2 separate regions of the Homo sapiens genome follow, and region 1 is linked to region 2. Evidence: chromatin contacts called from ENCODE Hi-C or POLR2A ChIA-PET data. All regions are on one chromosome and are shown on one strand. Each heading gives the region's core, a stretch centred on a gene start or an enhancer-like site at or near the end of the contact. The rest is flanking DNA. Distances are from core to core; before and after follow the strand shown.

Region 1 (5,843 bases), core at 921-3,420, 34 kb after region 2:
CCCTGCCAGGAAATAGCTGCTCAGACCACACCTAGATCGCCTGCAATTTCAAAGAAGAAAGCCTGGGGCTGTGAGTGTGGGAGAAACCTACTGAACAGGTCCGGTGGGTGGACAGCAGGTGTCACATGGGCCTGAGCCTGGACGGTATCTACAGAGAGATATTTTGGTTGTTCACTGAGGGTTTGGCCGGGTGACTCTGGGTGGTGTCTGATTGGTTGCTGGCATTACCAGACCCTCCTAATATGGGTAGTCTTCCCATGTAGATCCACAGGTTATGAACAAAGCTTTCACCACATATACAGAGAACCCCCTAGAGCAAACATCTCCCCATCCCTGGGTGGACCTCAATGAAGATGAGCAAACTGAGTCAAGACACAAAACCCTGTTGGTCCAGGTCATACTCTTGGGTGAGTTCTTGATGTCGGCAGTGACAATCAGTGCCCCAGTTGGGGCCTGCCAGCCCCCCAAGCTCTGCAGCCTCAAAGACCAGCTCAGTCCCCCATCGGTCACTATTCCTGAGAGCCAGAGTTCGACCTGGTAACACCTGCACCGTGCATTCCTCGGCCGACCATCTCCTGGCCCCACTCCCGGTGGCTGGACTCCTGCAGTCCTCGGCCTTTGGTCTCAATGGGCAAAAAGCAGGAGGCCAGGGCAGCCAGGAGGCAGCAGCCACTGTAAACTGCCAGAGTCAGGTACACAGAGGATTCCAGCATCACCTAGGGGAAGGAGACACGGGTCGGTGAAAGCATCCCTTCTGAAGCACAGACATCGCCAACCATCAAATAGTATTAGTAACATCAGGCCCTCTCGTGATATCTGCTTGCTAAAAAGGATCTGGTGATTCCCTCCTCTCCCCCTTTGTCCCTCTCTCTCCTTGTGACACGCCTGCCCCTCCTTTGCCTTCCTCCATGAGTAAAAGCTTCCTGAGGCCTCACCAGAAGCCAAGCAGATGCTGGTGCCATGCTTGTACAGCCTGCAGAATCGTGAGTCAAATAAATCTCTTCTTTATAAATTACCTGATCTCAAGTATTCTTTTTTTTGTTTTTTGTTTTTTTTGTTTTTTTGAGATGAGTTTCATTCTTGTTGCCCAGACTGGAGTGCAATGGCGCAATCTTGGCTCACCGCAACCTCCGCCTTCAGGGTTCAAGCGATTCTCCTCCCAAGTAGCTGGGATTACAGGCTTCTGCCACCACGCCCGGCTAATTTTGTATTTTTAGTAGAGATGGGGTTTCTCCATGTTGGTCAGGCTGGTCTCGAACTCCTGACCTCAGGTGATCCACCCACCTTGGCCTCCCAAAGTGCTGGGATTGCAGGCATGAGCCAACACGCCCAGCCAGGTATTCCTTGAAATCAACACAAAACGGACCAACACAGATGCCATGCCACAGCCCTATGAGCTAAGTACTTCATCCCCATTTTACAAAGGAGAAAACTGAGGCTCAAAGAGGATAAGTGGTTCCTACCCAAGTTCATACAGATAATAAGGATGGGGCTGGGATTTGAACTTGGGTCTGCTAAGCTTGAGTCTGGGCTCCTTATAACTCTTCTCTCCTCTGGAACAGTGCAGTGCCTGTGCCAACTTCCTAGCTTTTGGCACATGGCAAACAACACGGCAGAGCTGAGTCCCATTTTCTTTTCTTTTGAGATGTAGTCTCGCTCTGTCTCCAGGCTGGAGTGCAGTGGTGCAATCTTGGCTCACTGCAACCTCTGCCTCCCGGGTTCAAGCAATTTTTCTGCCTCAGCCTTTTGAGTAGCTGGGACTACAGGCATATGCCACCATGCCTGGCTAATTCTTTTGTATTTTTAAGAGAGATGGAGTCTCACCAAATTGACCAGGCTGGACTTGAACACCTGACCTCAAGTAATCTGCCCACCTCAGCCTCCCAAAGTGCTGGGATTACAGCTGTGAGCCACCATGCCCAGCCCATTTCTTCATTTGCCAAATGGGCATAGAGTGGTGTCACTTCCTAATGGGAAGAACCTGGCAGCACCTGGCACCGTGGAGGCACATGGTGAGCTCTCAACCAGCATCAGTTAGGAGTGCCACACAACGGCTAAAATCAAAGTAGAATAGAAACACTTGGCTAAACACGTCTTTAAATTCCATTTCTCTGCAATATTCAGACTTGGCAAATCTACAGAAAGCAGATGGGTGGTTGCCAGGAGCCTAGAGGAAGTGGGCAATGAGGAGTGACTGCTTAGTGGATCCAGGGGTTTATTTTGGGGTGATGAGAATGTTTTGGAACTAGATAGAAGCAGTGGTTGCCCAACGCTGTGAATGTGCTGAATGCCACTGAATTGTTCCCTTTAAGATGGTTAATTTTGTTATGTGACGTTTACCTCAATAAAAAAGTGATTCAAACAGAAAAAAACCTGGATTTTCAAAAAGCAAAAAGACTTACTAAGATCCCTAGATACAAATGCTTCATGACACACGAAGAGTTGCAAAATTCTGCAATGACGTCTAATTATCTAATTCAAAAAGCAGGAACTGGCATATTTATTTGTTTTCCACTAAATTTTGTCGGCATACTTGTTTTCTTTCCTTTTTTTTTCTTTTTGAGACAAGGTCTCACTCTATCGCCCAGGCCGGAGTGTAGTGGAGCAATTTTGGCTCATTGCAAACTCTGCCTCCTGGGTTCAAGCAATTTTTGTGCCTCAGCCAGAATTACAGGCACCTGCCACCACACCTAGTTAATTTTTGTATTTTTAGTAGAGATGGGGGTTTCACCATGTTGGCCAGGCTGGTCTCGAACTCCTGACCTGAAGTGATCTGCCCGCCTCAGCCTCCTAAAGGGCTGGGATTACAGGCGTGAGACACAGCACCTGACCCTTCTTTCCTTTTGTTAAAAAAAAAAAAATTTTTTTGGCCAGGCACAGTGGCTCATGCCTGTAATCCCAGCACTTTGGAGGCCGAGGCAGGCAGATCACAAGGTCAAGAGATCGAGACCATCCTGGCCAACGTGGTGAAACCTTGTCTCTACTAAAAATACAGAAATTAGCCAGGCGTGGTGGTGCACGCCTGTAATCCCAGCTACTCGGGAGGCTGAGGCAGGAGAATCGCTTGAACCTGGGAGGCGGAGGTCACAGTGAGCTGAGATCACACCACTGCACTCCAGCCTGGGTGACAAAGCGAGACTCCATCCCAAAAAAAAAAAAAAAAAATCAACTTTTATCATAGATTAAGGGGTCCACTGCAGGTTTGTTACACAGATATATTGCATGATGCTGAAGTTTGGGGGTACAAATGACCCCATCCCCAGGTAGTGAGCCCAGTACCCAATAGGTGGAATTTTCAGCCCATGACTCCCACCCTTCCTTCCCAGTCGAGTGGTCCCCAGTGTCCATTACTCCTATTTTTATGTCTATGTGTATTCAATGTCTAGCTCCCAGAGAACATGCAGTATTTGGTTTTCTGTTCTTGCATTAATTCACTCACAATTGCCCACTTGTTTTCATCCACATTGTTTTTAAGCAAAACATATGGCAGCCCAAGGATTTTCTTCACAGGGAAGACCTGGGTTTGACTCCTGGATTGGCTACTTTCCAGCTGCATGACCTTGAGCATGTCATTTTAGCCCCTGAGCCTCTGTTTTCTCATCTGCAGGCAATATTTCTTCTGTCCTCGGGTGTGTTGTTATGATAAAATGAGCGAATGCAACCCGAGGGCTCTGGGGACAGTCGGCATGTAGTAACTGCTTGCCATGCATGGGGTTTTGTCACCCCCCATCCCTCTGTATTTGGGGGCAGCACCTACCTGGGCGATGAACGGAGTGATGAGAGCACCCACTCTTGCCATGCCGCTGCAGGTGCCCAGGCCGAGGGCCCGCGTTGCCGTGGGGTAGACCTGAAACACAGCAGCCGGATATAGGCATGGGGACATGCAGGTTCCTCCCACCACTCCAGCTCCAAGCTGATAGGACCAACCTCAGGGGCAGGCCGGAAGTCAGGGCAAATCCCTCCAGTGCTGGTGACGCCCTTAAGGGACAGGGATCCTCACCCCAAAGGGCATGGGAGGCTCAACTCAGACCTAGGGCAAGAGGCTGAGCTGCGGGTGGGAACCCAGTAAAGGGGTCCACTCTGTCCTGGGGGGGGCTCCCCAAAGACTCCTCCACCAGGAACTGCCACAAGTTCACAACTCAGGGGTTGCTCTCTACCTTCTTCTCATGCGTTCACCTTGAAGCCTGGGTCACAGGTTTTCAAGGGACTTCATAAAGAGAGAGATGGAAATGTTTACAGTCTCTCAGTTTGTACCCAGTAGGGGCCACGTGCTTTGTTAAGTGGCAAAGTGAGAAGGGATTGTGCATCTTCCAGCCCAAGGTAATTAAGAAGGGTATGTTTTCTCCTCTCCCTTCCCATGTCTGCTGGCTGCGAGAAGGACTCCATGGCCCTAAGCCAGAGGGCTTCTCAGCCTGGGCACTGTGGATGTTTTGGGATGGCTCATTCTTTGTCATGGGGGTGGGGGTTGCTGTGCGTTGTAGGATGTTTGGCAGCATCCCTGGCCTCTACCCACGAGATTCCAGCAGCCCTTCTGCCTCCCCATGCCACCTTATGACAATCCAAAATATTCCCAGGCATTGCCAAATGTCCCCTGGGGCAAGATCCCTGGATAAGAAAGGCACACGATGCGAGGAGCCTGGGTTCCCAAATCACTGGAGGAGGAAAGCTGTCCCCCAACCTAGAACACCCATATTGGACTCTTTTATTTTATAGTATTTTATTTACTTATTTATTTGAGACAGGGTCTCACTCTGTCATTCAGGCTGGAGTGCAGTGGCACAATCATGGCTCACTGCAGCCTCGACCTCCCCGGGTTCAAGTGATCCTCCCACCTCAGCCCCACCCCGAGTAGCTGGGACAACAGGCATGTGCCACCACTCCCAGCTAATTTTTGTATGTTTTTTAGGGATGAGGTTTCACCATGTTACCCAGGTTGGTCTTGAACTCCTGAGCTCAAGCGATCCACCTGCCTCGGCCTCCCGAAGTGCTGGGTTTACAGGCGTGAACCACTGTGCCTGGCCTGGGCTCTTTTATAAGTGAGAAGCTGCTCTCGTATCAAAACCCTCCACTCTGGGGGTTCCCTGTTACATTAGCTAACATGTTTTAACAAATGCAATGCTCAGTGTAGAAAGCTTGCAAAGAATAAAAACTTAAAGAGGAAAATATAAAACTCATTCAGGATCTCAACACTCGAGATTTGTCACATTTTTATGTATATTCCTCTAGCCTTTTCTGGATTATATATTGCACATATATCTTCATTCACTTACTTATTCAGCACATACTTCTTCAGTGCATACCATATGCATTTCTACATGATATTTCAATTTACTCAATTACATAAACAATATAGAAATATATCCTCCTTGTAAAAAATCAAAATGCCTAAATTCTCTCCTGATCTACTTCCACTGCCAGGAAAATTCTCCTCATAGGGCCCTACTATCAGGGATATCTTTGGAATGTATCTTCCCAGATATGTTCAAAAATATACACATGGAAAATAGAAAGTAAAATACATAAATGGTATCATATCATACATATTCTGCAATCTGCCTTTTCCATTCAGTAGTATGTCTTAAAATCTTGTCCACATCAATACATAGACATCCACCTCATTCTTTTTTTTTTTTTTGAGATAGGGTTTTGCTCCATTGCCCAGGCTGGAGTACAGTGGCATGACCATGGCTCACTGCAGCCTTCAACTCCTAGGCTCAAGTGATCCTCCCACCTCAGCCTTCTGAGTAGCTGGAACTACAGGTGTGCGCCACCACAGCCTGGCTCATTTTTATTTTATTTTTTTAGAGAGAGGGTCTTGCTATGTTGCTCAGGCTGGTCTCAAA
Region 2 (6,133 bases), core at 1,840-4,339:
GTGGCACGATCACAACTCACTGCAACCTCTGCCTCCTGGGCTCAAGCAATCCTCCCACCTCAGCCTCCCAAGTAGCTGGGACTACAGGTGCACGCAACTGCGCCCGGCTACTTTTTGTATTTTTTGTAGAGACAGGGGTTTCGCCATGTTGCCCAAGCTGGTCTCAAACTCCTGGGCTCAAGCGATCCACCCACCTTGGACTCCAAAAGTGCTAGTATTATAGGCATGAGCCACCATGGCTGGCCTAATTGTAATACATTTAAATGTTAAGTCTCCACCCCAAAGTGAACATGGGTTGTATGTTACATGCACATTTGTTCATACACATGTGTTGGGGCCACCTTCATAAATATTCATAGCTTCTCCTGTAACCTGCTGGATATATCATTCAGCCAACCCCTTCAGCACAAAGCTCCTAACCCAACCCCTCCTCCTTCAAAGTGCCCGTCTCTGTTCTTGGTAGGAGGCATACTTCCCAGGCCATGGACTGGTCACCTTGTGGGCTATAACCCCTTATAAGAAATAAGATTTCTTCTCCTCTCTGAATTTACACATTTGTGATTTTTTTTTTTTTTTTTTTTTTAGTTAACAGGGGCTATGAACATTCTTACAGAAGCCTTTTGATTGATGTGTGTTTTCATTTATCTTGGGTATATATATAGGCGTGGGCATGATAGATATTAGGATAGCCATCTTTAACTTCAGTGGATGCTGGAGCAAGTTTCTGAATTTCAACTCTGAAGTGGGGATGATAATAACAGCACCTGCCTTACAGGGCTGTTTCGAGATTCAAAGAGAAAATCTGGGTAAGGCAGGGTGCGGTGGCTCACGCCTATAATCCCACCACTTTGGGAGGCCAAGGTGGGCAGATCACCTGAGGTCAGGAGTTCAAGACCAGCCTGGCCAACATGGTGAAACCCTGTCTCTACTAAAAATAGAAAAACAATGAGCCAGGTGAGGTGGTATGTGCCTGTAAACCCAGCCACTCGGGAGTCTGAGGCAGGAGAATTGCTTGAATCTGGGAGGCAGATGTTGCAGTGAGTTGAGATGGCACCACTGCACTCCAGCCTGGGCGACAGAGTGAGACTCTGTCTCAGAAAAAAATAAAAAAGAAAAAAAGAAAATCCAGGTATTTAGAATTGGTACACCGCAATTTACAAAACGTAAATTATTGCTGTGATGGCAGTGGGGAGCATGAAGATATTGGACTAACTTTTATGAATGTTCAAGTGCTCCCATGATGAATTAAACACACAGGGAACTTTATAAGGGCCATATGTTATATAAGTGATACATGACTATTGTATTAAAATTCAAACTAGTTAGATATAAAGTAAAAAGTGGGTTTCACCCTATCCATTTTTTATTATTGAAGAAAAAAAAATATGTCATAGCGTGGTGGCTTATGCCTGTAATCCCAACCCTTTGGGAGGTCGGGGTGGGATGATTGCTTGAGGCCAGGAGTTTGAGACCAGCTTGGGCAAAATAGCAAGACCCTGTCTTTACAAAAAGTAAGTAATTTGGCTGGGTGTTATGGCATGCATCTGTAGTCCTGGCTAGGCTGAAGCAGAAGGATTGCTTGAGCGCAGGAGTTCAAGGCGCCACTGCACTCTGGCCTGGGTGACAGAGTGAGATCCTCTCTCTCTCTCTCTCTCTTTTTTTTTTTTTTTTTTTTGTTTTTTGAGACTGGGTCTCACTCTGTCACCCAGGCTAGAGTGCAGTGGCTTGATCTTGGTTCACTGCAAGCTCCGCCTCCCAGTTCAAGTGATTCTCTTGCCTCAGCCTCCCGAGTAGCTGAGATTACGGACATGTGCCACCACGGCCGGCTAATTTTTGTATTTTTAGTAGAGATAGGGTTTCACCAACATGTTAGCCAGGCTGGTCTCAAACGCCTAACCTCAAGTGATCCATCCACCTCGGCCTCCCAAAGTGCTGCGATTACAGGCAAGAGCCACTGCGCCTGGCCTGACCCTGTCTGTTATCTTTTCTTTTTCTTTTTTTTTGTTTTCTTTTTTTTTTTTAGACAGAGTATCGCTCTGTAGCCCAGGCTGGAGTGTGCAGTGGTGCCATCTTGGCTCACTGCTACCTCCACCCACCAGGTTCAAGCAATTCTCCTGCCTCAGCCTCCTGTGTAGCCAGGATTACAGGCACACCCCACCACTCCTGGCTGATTTTTTGTAATTTTAGTAGAGACGGGGTTTCGCCATGTTGGCCAGGCTGGTCTCGAACTCCTGACCTCAGGTGATCCACCCACCATGGCCTCCCAAAGTGTCAGAATTACAGGTGTGAGGCACTGTGCCCAGCCGACCCTCTTTTAAAAAAGGAAAAAATACTATGCAGTGAGTATTTTGCATGCATTTTCTTATTTCATCTTCGTCTTTTTATTTGATGATACTAAAGGCAGGTGTTAGAGGCTGGATTGCTAAAGCTGACCCAAAGAATGCCTCCCTCAGGGCTGGTTGGTCCCTCTCTCTCAGGCCTCAGTCTTCCCATCTGTACAGTGAGGTGCCTGCAGATCTCTGGGCTCTAAAAATCACAGCTCCATGTTTATCCCTGGCAGAGGAAGGGCCTGGAGTCCTGCTGCTTGCGTCTCTGGGATACGGGAGCAAAGAGCCACGCATCCTCATGGCCCACACAGGCGTCACCTCCAGTCTCTCCTTGGCCTCATCTCCCCAGCGTCCTGGAATGGCATCGGGCTGGCCCAGGGAGCCCCTGTCCTGTGCCTCTCCTTTCCCCTCAGGGGCTGCCAGGCTGACCACCCCCACCGCAGGCCAGGCCTACAGTGCCCCATGGAACGTCCTGACCCTCCCCCAGGGTGGCAGCAGGAAGAAGGAAGAAAGGGGATCCTCTCCAGCTGGCCAGAGAGACAGACCTTCTTGTGCTCATCAACCCTCCAAGAATGCCTGCCCTCCCTCCTTCCCCCAAGGCCTGTCCACAGGGGCTTGAGATCAGCCAGAAAAGTCAGGCAACTTTTCAGGGACTGGGAGCGAGGTCTCCCGGCCGGGCCTGGGTCCAGTCTCTGTGGGCAGTGCAGTGCCGAGCCCCACCCCTCAAGCCGTGCCCTGTCCATAGCTCCAGACTTTGACCCTGCACTCCAGTCCGGGCTGGCGGACAGAGGGCTGGAAACAAGACGCTCCAGAATCAGGAGCTTCCCCTCAGGAAATAGCATCCTGTGTCCCCGCACTGCAGTTGTCTGGTCTCTCCAGCAGTTTGGTACTTCCGGTGAGTGGCAGATGCACCTTTGAGCTGGGGACAGGGGTTGGGAGAGGGGAGAGGCAAAGGATTTCATGTCCTCCCAATGTCAAAGACAGGGCTCAACATTACAGCCTAAGGCAGGTGACAGGAAAGGAGAGATCCAGCCTCTCAAACATCCAGCAGAGAGACCATAGGTAAGTGATTTTTCCCTCCCCAAGCCTCAGTTTCTTCACCTGGAACATGGGGATCATAACTCCCCTCTTACAGCGTGAGTCTGAGTGTTAAAAGAGGTGGTGCATGTAAAGTGCTTAGAGCAGATCTAGGCACATAGCAAGTACTCAAATGGTAGTTATTATTATTTTTGGTGGGGGAGTTGGTAGGCTGGTTCTCAAACTTTTATAGCTTCTGTTCCATTTCAAGGATAAACTCTGCAAATAACTTCATGAGAAGTAGCCGTGTGGTGCAACCAGGGAGAACTAATTATGTTCATTCAAATGCCTCATCTCTGGCTTACTGATTTTTTTTTTTAAAAAGAAGTCTTTCATATTCTTTGCTATGGGCACATAGCAATCAAAGGCATCAGCTGTCTCAGATTGCCTTCTAGGGGACAAGGGAGGTCCTAGGCAGATAAATGCAAGACTGAAAGACAAGCAGAAAGCATCAAGTGGCAACTGCATGCCAACTGCCTAAATATTTTTTTGGAGCAGTGCAGAAAGCGCCGATAGAACTGGGTCTAGGTCCGAATGCTGTCCCATACTGACTGCGTAACCTTGGGTGGGTGACTTCTCCTCCCTAAACCTCAGTCCCAGCCTCCAGAATGAGGGCGGTAACCTTCCCTACTTCCTAGAGCAGTTGAGAGGATTGAGAGGATTATGTCGGTACTGCATCTACAGGTGTCTGGCAAGTGGCAGAGACCAAAATACATTGGTTCCCTTCCTGCTCCACACTTACACAGACATTCTAATCACACACACACACACACACACACACACACACACACAAATATAATAATCCCAGCTGTTTGCATCTTCTGGGATACATACTCCAAGCTTGCTGGGTTGAAGTAATGATGTAAAACAGAGGAGAACGGCAACACTAATAAAAACATCAGCAACAACACGAAAATGTCCAACCGAATAACTGAGCTGGGTGCGTTTAAGTCCAAAAGCTCATTACCTACACGCATGAATGATTTTACCTAAGGCTGGATCTGCCACATCTGACAATCTGTCTCTGGCTTGTCATGAGGACCTCATGCATTTATTTTGTATTTTAAAACACACACACACACACACACACACACACACACACACGTTGCTATAATCAGTGTCAACTTTGACTCATATCTTGAATTTTTTTAAAAAAAGATAATTGACTTAGGACTCACACTTTTTTCCTTTTAAATTTTTTTTTTTTTTTTTTTTTTGACAGAGTTTCACTCTTGTCACCTGGGCTGGAGTGCAATGGCATGATTTCTGCCCACTGCAATCTCCACCTCCCAGGTTCAAGGGATTCTCCTGCCTCGGCCTCCCGAGTAGCTGGAATTTCAGGCGTGCACCACCATGCCAAGCTAATTTTTTTGTATTTTTGTAGAGACAGGGTTTCACCATATTGGCCAGGCTGGTCTTGAACTCCCGACCTCAAGTGATCTGCCAGCCTCGACCTCCCAAAGTGCTGGAATTAAAGACGTGAGCCACTGTGCCCGGCCTTTTTGATTTTCCATTCTATTCCTACCAACACTCTAAAAATTCCTACAGGCATTTTATTTTATTTTATTTTATCTTATTTTATATTATATTTTATGTTTGAAATGCAGGACTCTGAAGCTTCAGCTGTTCCTATTTACCGGCTTGATTCTCAGATTTTTCAAACCATGTGATTTACTGGCAAGCATGGCATTTAAGCACCTAGGCTTATGAGTCAGGCTGGCCTGGGCTCTGCCTCTCACCACCTGGGTGTCCAGGAGCTGATATTCCAGTGAGGAGACAATAAGGCAAGGAGCTTTGTCAGCTCTCATAAAAGTTTATAGATGAGGTCGGGCATGGTGGCTCACGCCTGTAATCCTAGCACTTTGAGAGTCTGAGGCCAGCAAATCACCTGAGGTCAGAAGTTTGAGACCAGCCTGGCCAACATGGTGAAACCTTGTCTCTACTAAAAATACAAAAATTAGCCAGGCATGTTGGTGCATGCCTGTAATCCCAGCTACTCAGGAGGCTGAGGCAGGAGAATCACCTGAACCCGGGAGGCAGAGTCTGCAGTGAGCCAAGATTGTACCATTGCACTCCAGCCTGGGCGACAAGAGTGAAACTCTGTCTCGAAAAAATAAAGTTTATAGATGAGGAAACTGAGGTTCGATTAGGATTAACCAACTCATCCTGGTTTGCCTGGGACTCTGATGCACTGACTTTTAGTCTGAAAGTCTGCATCCTGGGAGGACCCTCAGCCCTGGGCAAGCTGGGGAGGTTGGTCACCCTCACTCAGTCAAGTTGAGCAACTTGCCCAGGGTTACATGGCTGGTGTGTGCCCAAGTCAGGCTGCGAACCTGGGTCTGTCTGACTCTCAGCCTGGGCCATACTGTCTCTTAGATTCTTCATGGAGAATTAGGAAAAATACAGAAAGCCCTTTATTCCTCTGCCTTCTCATTGTTAACATATAAAAATGGTCAAGCGGGCGGGTGCAGTGGCACACACCTGAAAGCCCAGCGCTTTGGGAGGCTGAGGGGGGAGGATTGCTTGAGCCTAGGAATTGGAGGTGGCAGTGAGCTATGATTGTGCCACTGCACTCCAGCCTGGGTGACAGAGTGAGACCTTGTCTCTTAAAAAAAAGAAAAAGAGTGGTCAGCTCTCCGGAAATTATGCAGACAGTCAAAAAGCCCAGAGAGGGGAATTAACTTAGCCAAGGTCGCACAGCAAGGCAGAAGTGAAGCCAGGTCTGACTC

The links. Hi-C counts contacts between places; a loop is a spot of excess contacts on that map. ChIA-PET counts read pairs that join two places held with the same protein, here RNA polymerase II (POLR2A). Pooled maps may share reads with other maps.
Region 1: a map of CD14-positive monocyte shows a loop between it and region 2 (1.9-fold over the local background). The contact joins the enhancer-like site here to the promoter of DAO in region 2. A Hi-C loop is called at or near these places in 3 of 168 maps with a recorded cell type or tissue (CD14-positive monocyte, mesothelial cell of epicardium and posterior vena cava) and 1 of 50 pooled maps. POLR2A ChIA-PET finds 5 or more read pairs at or near these places in 1 of 52 experiments (H1).

The regions. Positions count from the first base shown.
Region 1 is chr12:108,912,026-108,917,868 of GRCh38, forward strand. SVOP (SV2 related protein) reads right to left here. Exons shown (of 16, transcript NM_018711.5): 15 at 3,758-3,847; 16 at 1-716. The coding sequence ends at 510. Among named protein-coding and RNA genes, the nearest start is that of DAO, 35 kb to the left of the region's middle. Within about 2 kb of position 2,171, at least 6 of the 41 ENCODE cell types and tissues checked have a DNase peak (open chromatin) inside an H3K27ac peak, as active enhancers do; they include CD14-positive monocyte, where a contact is called at or near this core.
Region 2 is chr12:108,877,003-108,883,135 of GRCh38, forward strand. DAO (D-amino acid oxidase) reads left to right here and starts at 3,090. Exons shown (of 11, transcript NM_001917.5): 1 at 3,090-3,222. RefSeq lists an enhancer at 2,850-3,467.